2 separate regions of the Mus musculus genome follow, and region 2 is linked to region 1. Evidence: chromatin loops called from intact Hi-C (ENCODE). Cell type or tissue: left cerebral cortex. All regions are shown on one strand. Links, peaks and the distances in the headings refer to the core of each region. The heading gives the core; the rest is flanking DNA.

The links. Hi-C counts contacts between places; a loop is a spot of excess contacts. Peaks named below come from ENCODE experiments on the same cell type or tissue, not always from the same donor. Only the 100,000 strongest peaks of a DNase experiment are listed, where the experiment ranks them.
Region 2: it touches region 1 in a loop (2.1-fold over the local background); 7 of 42 quality-filtered maps call a loop at or near these places.

Annotation. Positions count from the first base shown.
Region 1 is chr10:8,673,713-8,682,038 of GRCm38, forward strand. No RefSeq gene overlaps it. Among named protein-coding and RNA genes, the nearest start is that of Gm24374, 35 kb to the left of the region's middle. In left cerebral cortex, for the core only: no CTCF peak of the experiment used is centred there; no DNase peak of the experiment used is centred there.
Region 2 is chr10:8,524,892-8,533,224 of GRCm38, forward strand. No RefSeq gene overlaps it. Among named protein-coding and RNA genes, the nearest start is that of Ust, 10 kb to the left of the region's middle. In left cerebral cortex, for the core only: a CTCF peak has its summit at 4,478 (motif pointing right); a DNase peak (open chromatin) is centred at 4,485.

The sequences.
Region 1 (8,326 bases), core at 1-8,000:
GTGCGCGTGCGCGTTTGTGTGTGTGTGTGTGTGTGTGCACTCGAGTGTGTTTGTGTGAAGTGTTTGTGAGTGGATTGAACTGCCACTGTCTGCTCACCTGTGAAGTGAATTGCTGATTTCCAGACAACACAGACAGGAGTTGCTCCAAAGAACCTTTCTAGGCAGGTCCACTTTCCCCGTATCCTTTCTTTTCCACTACCTCTGGTGGGTGGTGGGCTACAAGGGAGGTTAAAGTCTTTAAAAACCATCATTAAAAATAGGATCTAAAACAATTAAAGTTGAGAGAGAGAGAGAGGGAGGGAGGAGAGGAGAGGAGAGGAGAGGAGAGGAGAGGAGAGGAGAGGAGAGGAGAGGAGAGGAGAGGAGAGGAGAGGAGAGGAGAGGAGAGGAGAGGAGAGGAGAGGAGAGGAGAGGAAATTGATAGCACATGAGTTTCCAGAAAATCTCTGCCTTTTCCTCAGAAGAAGAATTTAACCATTCCTTTATTGGAAAATCTCTCCCTTCATTATTAGCCACTGGCACAGAAAAACACCAACACAGAAAAGATAACTTCATCTTTGTCTCATACTTAGGACTTTCTCACCCATAATGGGTTGAGAACTTAATTGCATACCATGTCCCTCCATTCAATGACCACTGAATACACTTGGTCTTATATCTGACCTCTTGCTATCAAATGGGGAAAAGATACTCTTGGAGAGTGGAAGTCTATCTTGTCAAGAGAGGGTCAGTTGTAGCGGGGCCCAATCAGAACTCCCCAAATGTCAGTCATTTTCACTGAATTTTTGTGCTATCACTTGATTGAATTTATTTTTTCAACTCTCTATAGTTAAATTTCCATCTTAACTAAAAATAATTATGTAATGATTTGTTTCTGTGTCAACTATATGTTTCTATTCCAAAGCAGTTATTAAAATGGATTTTAGGGCTGGATAAGTGGCTCAGCAGTTAAGAATGCACATTGTTCTTACTGTGGACCTGTGTGTAGTTCTCAGCACCAATATCTGGCAACTCACCATTACTTGTTAACTCCAGATCCAGGGGACCTGTGATTCTGGCTTCTACAGTCACATGCACTCAAGTGCACATACCCAGGACCTGTATACATACACATAATTTTAAAACAAATTAACTCCTTTAAAAAAAAATAAAGTGATTCTTTTTTTTTAAAAATCATCAGTTTATAGCCTACCTAAAGTTTACATCCTGCCCAAGCCTATTTCGGGATATACAAGGTTACATTGTACATTATATACAATATATGCTATGCCAGGTTCTTGTTGAGACTACTACAACTTTATTCTATAAATCAGAAGAGATATGCATTATTTAGTAAGTGTTTTTAAATGACACTGAAATCATTGATAACACAATTTTTTAATTGGCAGACTGAGTACAACAAGCAGTGAAAATTTGTCATCAATGATATTGTGCATAAGGTTCTGCAGGGAAGTAATTACACTTCACAGCTGTGGGAGAGGCTGGAAGGAAACATGTAGCAAGAGATGTCAGAAGTTCAGGGAAACTCACTCCCCCACTGCCTCTTCTGATACACAGGGGACACTGGGGATCCAAAACTTTCAGGGAACTAAGAAGCCAGTCCATTCCAGGTGCTGGAGAGGAGCTTTATTAGAGGCTAGCAGAGATGTGTCTGGCCAGGTACACTCCCACTTCTGCTGGTGGACAAAGGGACCAACTGTGAGAGAGAAAAGTCACGCTTTATAGCTGGCAAGCATAAAGATGGACTGGCAGTAATTGGCATCTTGGTGTCAGTTTTTCCCAGAAGAAAACTGGCCAACTCCAATTGAGAGCCATACTGGGAAGGGGATGCTGGGAAATGTAGTTCTAGTTTAGACTAGTTCACAGACTGCTGTGTTATGTGATGGAAAGGCTAGCCACAAGCGTGTAACATAACAGTAAAGGAATTGAAGGAACACTGAGTCTAGGCAAGAATAGAGACCAGAGGTGTGAGCATGACTCTGTAGTTGAGAAGGAAGGGAGAACCTGGGGGGGGTTCCTTGGGCTGGCTGCTAAGGAGAGTCACGTTTAGCTGGGTCTCCTTGTTGAGTCAGTCTGGGATTTAAAGAGCTTTGTTAAACCAGAACAACATACAAGCAGCTGAGAGTCAGCATCCCTCCACCAGTACCACAGATGCATTTCTAGTCACTGTAGCCTTGCGAGTTTGTAAACCACAGGGCAGAAGCACAAGTAATAGCTCACATTACCTAGGCATTCAGTCCCAGAACCTGAGACTGCAGCAGCGAACATACCAGGCCATGTTTCTGCTCTCTTCACATTCACATTCCTACAAAGGGAATGGAAGAGTGGAGATAGCCAGTAGGCTCTCTATGTAGCAGAAAGCCTCAGAGCTACGCATAGAAATCTGGGTACATGTTCAGGGAGAGACTGGTGATATTCTTTTAGTCAAAGTAACCAGGGAAAGCCTCTGTGAGGAGGGAGCTAGAGAAGCGAGGAGACATGGACCTCTCTGGGAGGAAGGTTACAGGACAGAATTTTCTTCCTAAGCTGCATGGGCTACAGCAGCAAGTGTGACTGGACAGCAAGGACCACAGTGAGAGACACAAGAAGAGGCTGGAAACCCACACAGAGACACCAGACTTAATTTCAATAGTGAAAGAGCCTGGAGGGTTTGGGCAGCAAAGTAGAAGCTGGAATGATGCCTGCCCAGTGGGAGCTGACTGGAATTCGGTGTGCAGTTCACACTTGTAACAAGGAGCGCTGAAGATGGGAAATTTGAGTGGTTCACTTTCCACAGGATGTAAGTAGTAGAATGTCAAACAGCTCATTGCTATAGGGTGCTCTATAGCCCTGTCCTATGATTGGCCGAGTTTGCCTCATTTGCCAAAAGCACTGCCGCTGGCTATTGAGATAATCCAGTGTGATACCACCAGAATCCTAGAGGGACCAAGAGGTCACAGGATCACTTCCACTTCCTGTCCTGTCTCTGTCTCTGATCTCAGGGCTGGGAAGCTGAGAGGTGGGGCATTACTAGGGGTGAGGGGCTTAGTTGGTGTCCTAGAAGCCATAGTAAGAACAATTTGCTAAGTCAGGAAGAAACCAAACACAGACAAGACTTCTATTTCATGGCGAGGTGCCACTTCTCATTGCCAGAAAGTGAGAGGTGGAGCGAAATAGTTCAGAGAACTTCAACTCCTGTGGGCCATCAGACTCTGCTGAGGCATCCTAGAATTCCACAGAGGTGACTCAGCGACACATCCAAGAAAGGATAGGAAACGAAGCCCATGGGAAGCCAGATAGATCCCCCTGCTTCCCAAGTGCTCCACAGTGCTTCGTGTGTGCCAGAATAAGGTTTTCAAGGTTTGCTTGCAGAAAGAGTTTACAGTTGCACAATCTCACACACACACACACACACACACACACACACACAGGGATGCACATTCATGAATGCTCAGAGGTGAATCACAAATGTTCCAGATTCCTCTAAGACACACATCACCTCCTTCTTTCCCAGCATCAAACTCCTTATGTGTGCAAGGCACTACTCTGATGTCTTTACAAAGTGTATCGATCCTCTGTTGACCCTGTGAAATAGAAAGGGTGGCTCTTTTAGTGGGGAAACTGAGACTTAGACTTTGCAGTGTTTCCATATCTTACAGCTGGTATCAAAGGCAAGACTTGAACTCAAGCCAACTCACCCAGCACGAACACTCAGTGCCTAGCCTCAGTGGTCCCACCCCCTTGAAAGAGGAACTTTATACTCAGTACCAAAGACATGACTCAAAGCATCTAGAATGGTCATTGTGTTCACTTGCTTCAAGCTGCCCAGATGAAATAGACCATTTAAGGCTTTACAGGATCTTCACAAAACCATCGATAAATTACAAGGTACTATACAAAGCAGCAAGCTGTTTGTGATAATATAACTTTAATAATATGAAACTTAAAAAGCAAGACAGAAACCAGTTCCAGATTGAGGAACTGTAAAGAATAAAAGGTTCTGCCTGCCATAATGTGGCCACCTCGACAAATTTTTTTCTTGTTCTCTCTCACCCTATTAAAATTCAAATTGTCTCTGTATTCTTTTGAAAGATGTTTTTTCTATCATCTTTATGTCCAATTTCAAAGCTTACATTTTAAGTAAATGATAGTTACGGCATGCATTTTTTTTTTTTTTTGAAGACGGTAAATGGGTGAGGAAATTTCTAGGTGAATATTGGCATGGAGTTTGACATTGAAAAGCATTCTTCTTATCTTTTTATAAAAGTTGTTTTTAAGGTGACATTTGGACCAGCCCTTTTTTCTCTGTTCCAAGTTGTTCTCGTGGTCTATGGGGGTGTGCAATGGTTCTAAGGAAGGAGACTATCTGAGTTTGCTTCTTTGCCCCTGCAAAAAAAAAACACTGGTCAAAAGCAGCCTGGGGCTGAAAGGGTGTATTTGCCTTCAAGGTTATAGTTCATCAACAAGGGAAGCCAAGGTCGAAAGGAACTGAGGCAGACAGCATTTGATTACTGGCTGGCTCTCCAACTTGCTCAGCTTTCTTCCTAATCAATTAATTTTTCCTGTTTCTTTTTAACTTTTCGTTGATTCTCCGTGAACCTCACATCGTGCACCCCAATCCTCTTCATCTTCCCATTCCCTCTTACCCACCCTCTGCCCTTCTTCCCATTCCCTCTTACCCACCCTCTGCCCTTCTTCCCATTCCCTCTTACCCACCCTCTGCCCTTCTTCCCATTCCCTCTTACCCACCCTCTGCCCTTCTTCCCATTCCCTCTTACCCACCCTCTGCCCTTCTTCCCATTCCCTCTTACCCACCCTCTGCCCTTCTTCCCATTCCCTCTTACCCACCCTCTGCCCTTCTTCCCATTCCCTCTTACCCACCCTCTGCCCTTCTTCTCATTCCCTCTTACCCACTCTCTGCCCTTCTTCTCATTCCCTCTCACCCACCCTCTGCCCTTGCAACCTCCCGCCAAAAGGAAAAAAGTCTCATAATGTGTCCCACAGCAAAGTTGTCCACATTGCAATGAATCACCAGTCTGGCTCTAGGCCCCCGGCCTCTGCCACATCCTTAATGCCGGATCCTCACCGAAACTCCTCTCAAATATCTTTTTTTTTTTTTTTTTTTTTTTTTTTTTTTTTTTTTTTTTGCCCTGTGCCATGGAGATCCTGCATCCCTGTTAGGGCCAGCCCCTTCATGTGCTCTAACAGTTCCTAGATGGGGAAGATGTTGGGGTGGATCAGAGTCATGGATCTAGGCCTGGGTGATAGCCAAGCTGGTCATCCTGCCAGCTCTTTCTCACCCACACCACCGCCTTCTTATGCAACCCAGAGCCAACGTGATGCCACCCACAGTGGACGGGGCGGCTCACATCAATCATTCACCGAGACAAGCTCATAGATCAGCACACTGGAGGCAACTTCTTACTGGAAGTTCCTTCTTACTAGGTGATTCTGGTTTGTGTCAAGTTGACAAAAACCAACCAGCACAAAGGGCAGGCTGTTACAGGCATCTCAGAGAACTCTTCAGAATAGACAGACATGTTCCCCTCAACCCTCGGTAATGTGGATGCAATGGCCATTCAAATATACATTTCACTTTGTTATTGTCTATGGTTCTGCAGTCCCCAGTGACTAAGTGAAACATAGACTCATTCTTGGGGCGAGTCATCTAATGACTTTGTGCACACTCGTCCTTGCATCAAGTTCCCCTCTTAGTCTAGGACAACACAAAATAGTCCTCTAGCAGGCTTTGGAATCAAACATTCCAGATTATATTTAGACAACAAGGGCTCAGTAGGAAGGAGGGGGAAATAGGCATCAGTAGATTTAAAGAAAATGTTATGTCCTTAAGCATTTTTGAAAGTTGATTTATATGTAAATAACATGGAAGGAGATGCTGGATCAGTATACAAAAAGCAAAATGAGGCAAAGCCCAGAAAATTAAGACATTTTTTCAAGAAAGAAAGATGATAGTAAATGACTTGGGTTCTTTTTATTTTTTTCCCAACATAAGCTTTGTATTGATTATTTGGGGATTTCCCATCATGCACCCTGATCACATTTATTTCACAGTCATCCCATGTCTACTTCCCCACCATTTTTGCACCTTCTCCCCAAAAGAGCAAAGAGAGGGGAAAAGGTTTATTTTGTGTTGCCCGTACACTCACTGGAGCACGGTCAAATTCCCAGTGGCCCCTGAAAGAAAAGTAGTCCTTCTCCACCTGCACCCCACAAGACGCCATTGCCTGTGGAGAGCTATACTTTAGCATCCATATCACAATTTTTAGGAGTTCTCTTTGATGGCTTCCTTTTGGGACTGTCATTTCTGGGAGGAGGGATGGGGTAGAGGTAGGGGCTGTCACAGAAGCCTTTGCTGTTAATTCTTCTCAACTGTGCATCTGTAGTCGATAACACTGCAAAAGTTACTTCCTTGCCCTTCACAGTCAGCGGCAGCATGGATCCTGGACTTCTACACAGTTTCTGCCAACAGCCTAGACCACGAATATCCACATGGTCTCCAACGCATGCCAAAGGTCTTCCACTTGGTCTCTGATGTCCATAGACATCCACAAGGGTACCAAGGTTTGGGCCATGACTTCGGGGAGAAATACCAACCAATAAGGAACTTTCAAAAAGGTTCAACCCAGTAAATGAAACATTCCTCATCTTGAGCATCCTGTAGCTGTTCAGAGCCAGGATGTGGCTGGGCAGCTTGTTCAGCGCTGAGTTTGCTGAAGCTCCAGGCTGCTAAACACCACCCTCCACACCCTATGGGTAATGACCTGTTCCTCCACTAACCAGTCTTCTCTGACACCTGTTACAGTTGTCACATCTCTAATTCCACCTCTCTCCCCTGCACACGGACCTCTCTGCTCCTCTGTCTTGCCCTCCTCTCCAGTATATATTCCTTGGTAGCAGCATTGGAAGCTGTAGTGTGTCATGCAATACATACACACATAGATTTTTTTACCCAAACAGCTTTACATCCAAATGTTCTTTGCAACAAGTTGTTGGTCTGATTCAAGGTTTCTGGTTTCTGACACACCATCAATACTGGACCATCTTGGAGGCTCCTTTCAAATATCCGGCTGTTGTCCAGAGTCATAGAGATCCTGTGGCTCTGGTTTTACAGGATCTGCTCCTTCACAAACTCCATCAGCACATAGATGGAGTAGATGTAGGGGTGGTCTGATTCAAAGTGCCTGATCTGGGCCTGGAGGAGGTTGGTTGAGGTTGAGCTGAGTTGGTCAGTGTTGGGGCCTGCTTTCCCACTGACAGAGGAGCCACAATGAATGTTCATTATAGGAACACCCAAACATCAATGTCTTTATTGATTCCACCAAGAATAAAACAGAACTATGGGAGAAGAGGACGAGAGGTTGAGGGCTGAGGAACACTGAAGTATTACATTTTCATCTAGTGTAACAGAAAATCAATGTGTAATGTCTGAGTAAACAAAAGCCCTATCATCCGATGGAGAAACACAGGATGCGATGAATCCTTCTATTATTCTAATTAGAAAGATCTATTTTCATTCCCCAGATGCCAAAGTCAAAATTGTCTTTCCCTCTGTAAAGTGAATGTTCTTTGTCCACCCCACACTTGAGTGAAGTCTGATTGAGAGAATGTGTGTGTATCTCTGTTTTGAGTCTTCTGGATCATTTTCAACTTTCAAAACCAACCTCTTAGAAGATATAATTAGCTGAGTACAATATTTACCTTAAGATTATTGGCGAGGAAGTCATTCTGTAGTCATTCTGCTTCTGTTGACTGTGTATGGGTGGGCTTGTGTCCTTGATGTTCCCTTGTCTGCTCTGCTGTTTCTGGGAGATTCTGTAATATCATTTGAAAAGCACTCACATAGTTAACATGAAAATAGAAACCCCTGGGAAATTCTCCATAGAGCACAAGTAGGTTTGTGTCACCCCTTGTCCTTATTGTCATGTTATAGAACATTTTCCTCAGTGACATAAGGCAATGAACACCAGCCACAATACACACACAAACACACACACACGTGTGTGTATCTTAGTTAGGGTTTCCATTGCTGTAAAGAGACACCATGGCCAAGACAAATCTTATAAAAGAAAACATTTCATCGAGGCTGGCTTACGGTGTCAGGAGTTCAGTCCATTGCCATCATGGTGAGAAGCATGGCAGCATCCAGACAGACATGGTGCTGGAAGGGGTTCTGAGAGTTCTGCATCTTGATCCAGAGGCAGCAGCAGGAGACTCATGTCTGCAGGCAGCAAGAGGAGGTTATACTGGGTGGACCTTGAGCGGAAGAGGTGACCTCAGAACTCACCCCAACAGTGACACACTTCCTCTAACAAGGGTACATCCCCCA
Region 2 (8,333 bases), core at 192-8,191, 150 kb before region 1:
ATATATATGTATATGTATATATATATATATATATATATATATATATATATATATACTCTTCAACAACACTATCCTGGGCTTCTCCACTCCTTCCCTCTCCAGTGGCTTCTCCTGTTTCCCACCTTCATTGCTCACTCCTGTCCTCAGGCCATATCAGACCTCTTCCACCAGATGACAAACTGTGTCTCCAAGCAACCATTAGCCACAGCATCGCCCATGGCATCCCTCCTGGCTTTACTCCAGAGATTTCTCTGTCTTCTCAAGAACTCTCAACTCATCCTTCACTCACTAGAATCTCTCCTTCCTTCTCCTCCTGGTTTGAATGCAGATCAAAGATGCTGATCCCCTCTGACGTATGCTTTCCCCTCTCCCCTTCATAGTCCATGTTCCAGGGCTTGCGGAGAAAACTTGACTCAGTTAAACACAACTGTACACCTGAATTGGATTACAGAAATGCATAGGGCTGCTTCCTGGTTTCTTTTTGAACCCCCACACACTTCAGGTGGATGAATGGGTGAATGGATAGATGAATGAATGAATGAATGAATGAATGAATGAATCCCTCACAGGTTCCCTACAACCAGAATTTCAGCCAGTTTTGAGATTTGGGAGGGGTATGAACCCATGGCACTTTGTTGGTGTTACCAACGGGCCCTGCTAGGAATGAGGAAGTCCACTCTTAGCCAGGCTCCCTAAGCTTTTTCTCTGGAGGAGCACACCACTGTGCTCAGATCCTTTCTAAAGCACCTCTGAAAATAGAACAGCTTCAGGAAAGTCTTGGTCAAAAATGCCCAAATTGAAAATGGAAGATCAAAAGACAGCCTGTGGATATAGGTGCTGAAGTCACTGGGACACTATCCTTGGTAAATAGCGGTCTCACAGAATGAGTTAGCTCCTGTAAGAGTGATTTGCTGTACAAGAGTGAATCTGGGCCCTGATTCTCTCTGTCTTCCTTTCTCTTCACGTAATCTCTCCTAGCTTGATGCGTGATGCTGTTGTGTGGTCCAGGCAAGAAGGACCTGAACCAATGGAACTACCTAATCCTGGACTTTCTCCAAAAAGAAAACTAAATGTATCCCTTTGCTTTATAAAGTGTCCACCCTTGGATATTTTCCTATAGTGCCAATAAACAAACTAATTAAAAAAGAATTTAGCAGAATTCTTGATTCTATTTTATTCCAATGACTGCTACAGAGAAAACAAAATTCACACCAGCAGGATAGACATGAGTTAGGTATTTTCAGGAATAAACCATGCGCTCAAAGAACCATCATTATTATGCTGACATGAGTTCAAGTCCTAGCTTAGACACTGCAAGTCTAGTTGTTACAATGTAATGTTGACTTCCTGTCTCTAAGATAGATCCTAGAGCAGACACTTTTCTTCTAGAGTGAATTTTAACTAAAATTCTTGGTTGCATTTGTCTAAAAGCCCAATGAGTTATCTAAAAGATAAATTCATTTGTAAATTTATTCTTTTTTTTGTTTTGTTTTGCTTGTTTGTTTGTTTGTTTTTGTTTTTCAAGACAAGGTTTCTCTGTGTAGCCCTGGCTGTACTGGAACTCACTCTATAGACCAGGCTGGCCTCAAACTCAGAAATCTGCTTGCCTAAGGTTTCTCTGTGTAGCCCTGGCTGTACTGGAACTCACTCTATAGATCAGGCTGGCCTCGAACTCAGAAATCTGCCTGCCTCTGCCTCCCAAGTGCTGGGATTAAAGGCATGCGCCACTACCGCCCAGCTCTAAATTTAAGCTGTTACCATTGTAGAGGCAGTGGGACCTAGGAGAATGGAGTCAATAAATGAGGTAGACTAAAGTCTCATCCAATAGCCAACTTTATTTAGAGCATCAGACAGTTTCTGCTCCAAAGGTTAAAATAGTTCACCTGAGTAAATTTCTCATGGGTTCAAGCTGTATACAGTTACAAAGATAAGCCCAAATGAAGCAAAAGCACGTTTTCCCACAGAGGCACATAGAGCATAATTTAAACATGTAATTGAATAACAACAGCAAGCAATGATGCATAATCTGAAATAAATTCTCTCCAATTTGCTACACCTGGGAGGAACATGAACACATATTCCAAGAGCAGTTCTGAGTTTTGAAGAAACTGAGGTCACAAGACTTTTGTCTTGTTTTCTTAGAGTTTTCTCACAAGCCCTCAGAATTTCTCACCTGACTCCATTCTCGACTATGTTCCAGCAACAAAGGCTAAAGGCCACGCCTTAGTTGGTAAGTAGCGTATCATTTAATGCTATTAATTGTTTGTTGATCCAAATTTTTACATGTCTGGGCAACACAAAGTCTTCTACTAGTTTTGCAGTTTATCTAGCTCTGGTTTGCTAGTGTTCCTAGGAGGTTCTAGCCCAAGTCCTCCGGCTCATCTCTTACCTATAAAAGTTCTTTATTAGACTTAATCTGTCAATATAAAGTCAGTTTCTTTGTTTAAGTAGTACATAAATAATTAGTGATGGAAAGTGGCTAAGACTCTGTGAACAGAAATGTGTGAGACAGGCTGTGCAACCTTGAAGTCACAAGTTTTCCAGGAAGACAAAATCACCGAACGAAACTTGACAGAAAAAAAAGGTAACACACGCCGGAGCGTGGTGGTGCACGCCTTTAATCCCAGCACTCAGGAGACAGAGGCAGGTGGATTTCTGAGTTCGAGGCCAGCCTGGTCTACAAAGTGAGTTCCAGGACAGCCAGGGCCATACAGAGAAACCTGTCTCGAAAAACCAAAAAAAAAAAGGTAATAGATATTAAAATGCTGCACCTTGTTTGTGGTGCACGCTGTAACTTCTTGAGCCATTCATATCGTTAGAGACACCCAGTGTTCAGTTTGTTTACAAAAGGAATAATTTGGTGAGTGGAAATAGTATTTAGCTATGGAACACTTATTAATTGGGGTGGTAGATGTGGTGTTTGTCTATACTTTGTGAAGACAGGGACAAGAGAATCAGGAGCCCAAGTCCAACCTCGGTAACCAAGAAAGGAGTTGGAGCCCGCCTGGGTGTCTTGGTGACTTTTCTTTTTTTTTTTTTTTTTAAAGATTTATTTATTTATTATATGTAAGTACACTGTAGCTGTCTTCAGACACACCAGAAGAGGGCGTCAGATCTTGTTACGGATGGTTGTGAGCCACCATGTGGTTGCTGGGATTTGAACTCTGGACCTTTGGAAGAGCAGTCGGGTGCTCTTACCCACTGAGCCATCTCACCAGCCCTTGGTGACTTTTCTATTTTGTGATAAAACTCAATGACCAAGGCAGCTTATGGAAGAAAATGGATTATTTGGGCTTACAGTTTCAGAACATTATGGTGAGGCACACAGCAGCTGGCAGGCAGGCAGGCAGGCATGTTGCTGGAGTAGTAGCTGAGAGCTTACATTGATCCACCAGCATGGGGCGGAGAAAGCTAACTGGGAACTTTTGAAACTTTAAAGTTTCAAGCTGACTTGAACTTTTGAAACTTTAAAGCCCATGGAGTGACCCACCTCCTCCAACAAGGCCATACCTTCTCTTTCCCAAACAGTTTCAGCAACTGGGGACAAAATACTCACATATATGAGCCTATGGGACAACCTCACTCAAACCGGCACAGTAGGCTGCTTGAGACCCTGTCTTAGATGGAATTCCAGTATGTGTGATCTAGGTTGACCCTCGGCCTCTTGGACCACAGTATGATCCTCCTGCCTCAGTCTCCTGAACATTCAAAACTATTTGTGTGCCACCTTGCCCAGCTAAATGGTGAGTTAAGGAAAGAAAGCAATTGGATTGGCAGTCTTAACAGGCCAGGAGTGCTATGACTCTGAAGCTGTGGTGGAGCTCTCCTTGCATGGCCATTACTCTGACCTGATTGGTGCAAAGAGCACAGAAGCCCAGGAATCAGGACCTCACAGGAGGTCTCCAAAGACCATTTTTAGTAACTCTTACCATCCGAGTCATTTTCTCTCTTTACATGCATCTCACATAAAGTGTTGGCCTGTCCTGAAATATGCCTGGTGCTTTTCATGCAGCTGGGTACAGAAATGAATTCCAATATATTCATTTATCACAAAGATGTTTTGGCCTTTATTGGACGGGTGGTTTGATCGACTCGGGTGCCTTGCCTAAACAGCATGAAAATAAAGGAGTTTTGGATGCAGTTTTTAGAACATTAATCTAAATGAGCGCTGTGCCTTTCCAATGGCGGGTTTGTTTTAACACCAAGACCTCTGCTTAAAATACAAAACTTTCTTTTTTTCTGAAACTGGTTACACTCCAGGCTCTGCTCCCTCCCGAGGAGAGGATTAGAAGGCCAGGAATCCATCTAGATCCGCTTCTTCCAGTTGGGGGAAGAAAACAAAGAATCTTCCTCCCTTAGTCTTGTTGGGATCACTATTCACTCAGATTCAAATGCAAGCTTCCTACAGGGGGATCTCCTATTCCCACCCAAGGCAGTTTCTTCCAGGCGAAGGGCTAAGTACCTCACCAAGACAGAAGAGGGCGCTGTGTGGCTCACCAACACCGACTCAGATGGGAGGTCTGCATTAAAGTCCAACGCAGGGAAACTGCTTGACTCTGATTTTCACTGCCTTAGTTTGGTTGCACCCATCTGATTAAAATCTCCGAAGCCAACATGAAGTGCCACCGACTCTGGATAAGCCTCCTCACCTTGAAGATTAGGAACTTCTGGGTTTGTGGGTATCAACTTGCCCAAGGCGTACCGAAAGATCGCTTGTCTTTCCTGCTTAGATTCCTTCCTTAGTCACCGCTAACCTGGCCTGTTGACACTAGGGCAATTCAGCAATTCTTCTGACAGCTTGTGACTCTTCCTTCATTTGTAAATACAAACAAACCCCTTTGTGGTTACAATGCTCCTGTCTTATTTTTAGCCATTAAAGTAAAAATGCCACAGATCAGGTCGCTAAAAGTCAAACATTCATTTTTCCCACCTGTGCTTCGTGGAAGTCCCAGAGGAAGATCCAGCACCTACTGAAAACCACCATCCTGGCTTCTGTCCCCACACCATGGAGAAGGGAGAGACTCCAGTATTTCTCACAAGGGCAGGGGAACCCCAGTTCTGAGTGCCCCCAACCTTATAATTTATTCATCTCTCGAAGGACTCATCTCCACATTCTATCACATGAAGCGACTGTGCTCTCAACATATGAGTGTTTGGGGGGAGGGGGGCAGAAACAGTCAGTCCCTGGCAGCTTACAAACACATATCCCATTTGTTTTTTGTTTTCTGTTTTTCTTTCTTCCACCTCAGACTCTGCAAACCAGAAGTATTTTCCTTGTCAGTATAACAAAAGAATGACAGAAACCAAACCAAACCAAACCAAACACCAGGAAAGGCATTCAAGGAAAGTGTTCAAACACCATAACAACATTCACTCTACTGTGGGTCCGTGGTTTTTTGTTTCTTTGGTGTTGCCAGCTCCTTGAGTGAAACACACCCTCACACTCTGAGAACGAATTTGACTCTTTAGAGAAAGCCATAACTATTACATAACAATGCAGATGGACTGAGTAGGCAAGCTATTTGATCAGCAGACAAAGGCTTTGATAAAACAGAGGGGAAAGATGTAGGAAAAGAGAGGGTCAGCTCTCCTGCTAACTAATCCAGTGCCTGGGGAATAAGACTCATTCCCAGGAGAAAGATGCTGTTCGTTCCTAGGCACAGAATCAGGTTTTAGAAGCCCACCTCCCAACACCAGGACTATGGTGACCAAATAGTGACACAAACTTGGAGGGAAGAGACCACCCCCAAACCATAGTAGGAAGTCCCCCTGGAAAGTTGTTTTTGGGCTGTAGTGGGCAAACACAGTCTGAAAATAATCTCAGACTTTCAGTTTCTGTCACCCTACCCCCAGCTCCACCCCAAACAGTTTCTTGAAACTGTTATGTGACCAGAGGACACATAAACACCATACTTCAGACTAGGGATACTGCTCAGCAGCCAAGCCCTTCCCTAGAATGCACAAGACCTTTGAGGAATGCTGCCTTAAGTTTTGTTTCCCCTTCTCCTCAAGCTATGATAAAACTAACAAAAGCAGCTTAAGTGGGGGAAAGTTCATGACATAGAAGGGAAGGCGGTAGGAGTCTGAAGCATCCAGTCACATCGCATCCACAGCCGGAAAGCAGAGAGGCATGAATACTTGCATGCTGGAATTAACTCTGAGTTATAAGATCTAGGATCACGTGCCCATAGAATGAGCTAGCCCACGTCGAAGATGAGCCTTCCTGCATCATCTATGAATGACATTGAGATAACTCCCCAGGGACCCATCTCCCAGGAGATTTTAGAGTCTGTCCAGTTGACAAAAACCATTGGGAAGCCCTTGGTTCAGTCCACAGTACCGCTACAAAGAAAAAGAGAGGAGGTGGGCAGGAGGGAGGAGAGAGAGAGAGAGAGAGAGAGAGAGAGAGAGAGAACATGCACCTTAGGGAGATGGCTCAGGGAGTAAGTTCTTGTCATGCAAGCATGAGGATCAGAGTTCATAACCCCAGAACACATATAAAGCTAGATGTGATAGCATCCCTGCATTCCTATAAGGACATAGAAGGTGGACACAGGAGACTCCCCAGAACACATATAAAGCTAGGTGTGATAGCATCCCTGCTATAAGGACATAGAAGGTGGACACAGGAGACTACTCAGAATCTCACAGGCCAGCTAGCCTGGCACTCTCAGAGATCAACAAGGTAGAAGGCGAGGGCAAACAACAGACTCCGTCTTCTGGCCTTCATATGCTCACCGTAGCACATGCATTCACCATGGTACACATGAATGCACATTTATACATACCTTGTCCATGCACATACACGCAGATTTCATAAAAAGAAATGGCCACATTTACACTTTACATTTGGTCTCTGGAACTAGCTGGTGTGATGTTATCAACCACTTAGAAGGCTTTGCAGGAAATTATCTCAGTGTTGCTTCTATTTTGGGTAGCATAAAACAAACCATGCTATAAAACCACTTCAAAGCAGTTTCCTAGCCAAAGAGTTGCCAGTTGTGTTCAAGTTATTTCCATATTTGCATCTTAGCAGGCCTTGTACCTACAGAGTTGCCTCCGTTCCTCATGCCAAGGTCTTTGCTAATTTGGAACATGAAGTGAGCTCTCTTCCCATTGCAGAGGACACCTCTGGTGTTAACTCACGTGGGCTGGAATCAGAAGAGGACAGGTCCTGTCCTCTCTCTCCTTCCTTCTTAACAACGTCATTAGTCCTTGTTCAATGGGCATGTCACATACTGCCCTGTCCTCTTAGAGAAAAATATTGCTCATGTTTTGTAAAGTACTTAGACTTTTTTGAATGACAGCCAAATACTGAACTGTGAAGATGAGAGAAACTCTTGACAAGTCTTAGTCAAGATCCTCAAGGTCAACCTAATAGAAAATTTAGGAAGAGCTTACAGTTTGACATACAGTCTTCCGGCTCCTCAGATCAGTAGCCTTTTGGGCCTAAAGCCAATTTTTCTTTCTTTCTCTTTTTCTTTCTCTTTCTCTTTCTCTTTCTCTCTCTCTCTCTCTCTCTCTCTCTCTCTCTCTCTCTCTCTCTCTCTCCCTCTCTCTCTCTCTCTCCTCCTCCTCCTCCTCCTCCTCCCCCCCCCTTTTTTAAACATAGGGTTCCTCTGTCTTTAAACAGCCAGGGCTGTTTAAACGGCCTGGCTGTCCTGGAACTCACTCTGTAGACCAGGCTGGCCTTGAACTGAGAGATCTGCCTGCCTCTGCCTCCAGAGTGCTCAGATTAAAGGCGTGTACCATCGTTGCCTTGGGTATTCCTCCTCTTTACTCTCAGGTTTTCATTTCTGTCAAGAATATACACTAAGGTTTACACTCTCGGGCTCACAGAGCTTTAGCCTGACCCAGGTTGAGACTGAGCTGGCAGGGAGGCACATAGTCTGCTACCTGTTCTTCTATATAGTACTCCAGGGAAATTGATCTAAGAAGTCACCCACGGACGCTGAGATGAGCTGATGATGACAGCACAGACTCTTGAAGAAAAACAACCAGTGGTTTGGGGAGCAGAAGAAGCACTGGTCTCCACCAGAACTTATCTGGAGACAAAACAAAATAAAACAAAAATCCATTATAGCCAAGTACCCCGAGTGTGCGGTGATCATGAGCGAACACCTGAAGTATATTGCAAAATGTGCTGTCAACAGTAGAATATGCTTCAGCAATGATGAGAAGCACATAAAAACATTTTTACTACATTTGTTTTGTGTGTGTGTGTGCGCGCGCACACGCACACGCGCACTCACACACACACACACACACACACTCACGCATGCACGTGCCATGCTTTTTTAGTGTACCGTGGAGCATATGTAGAAGTTAAAAGA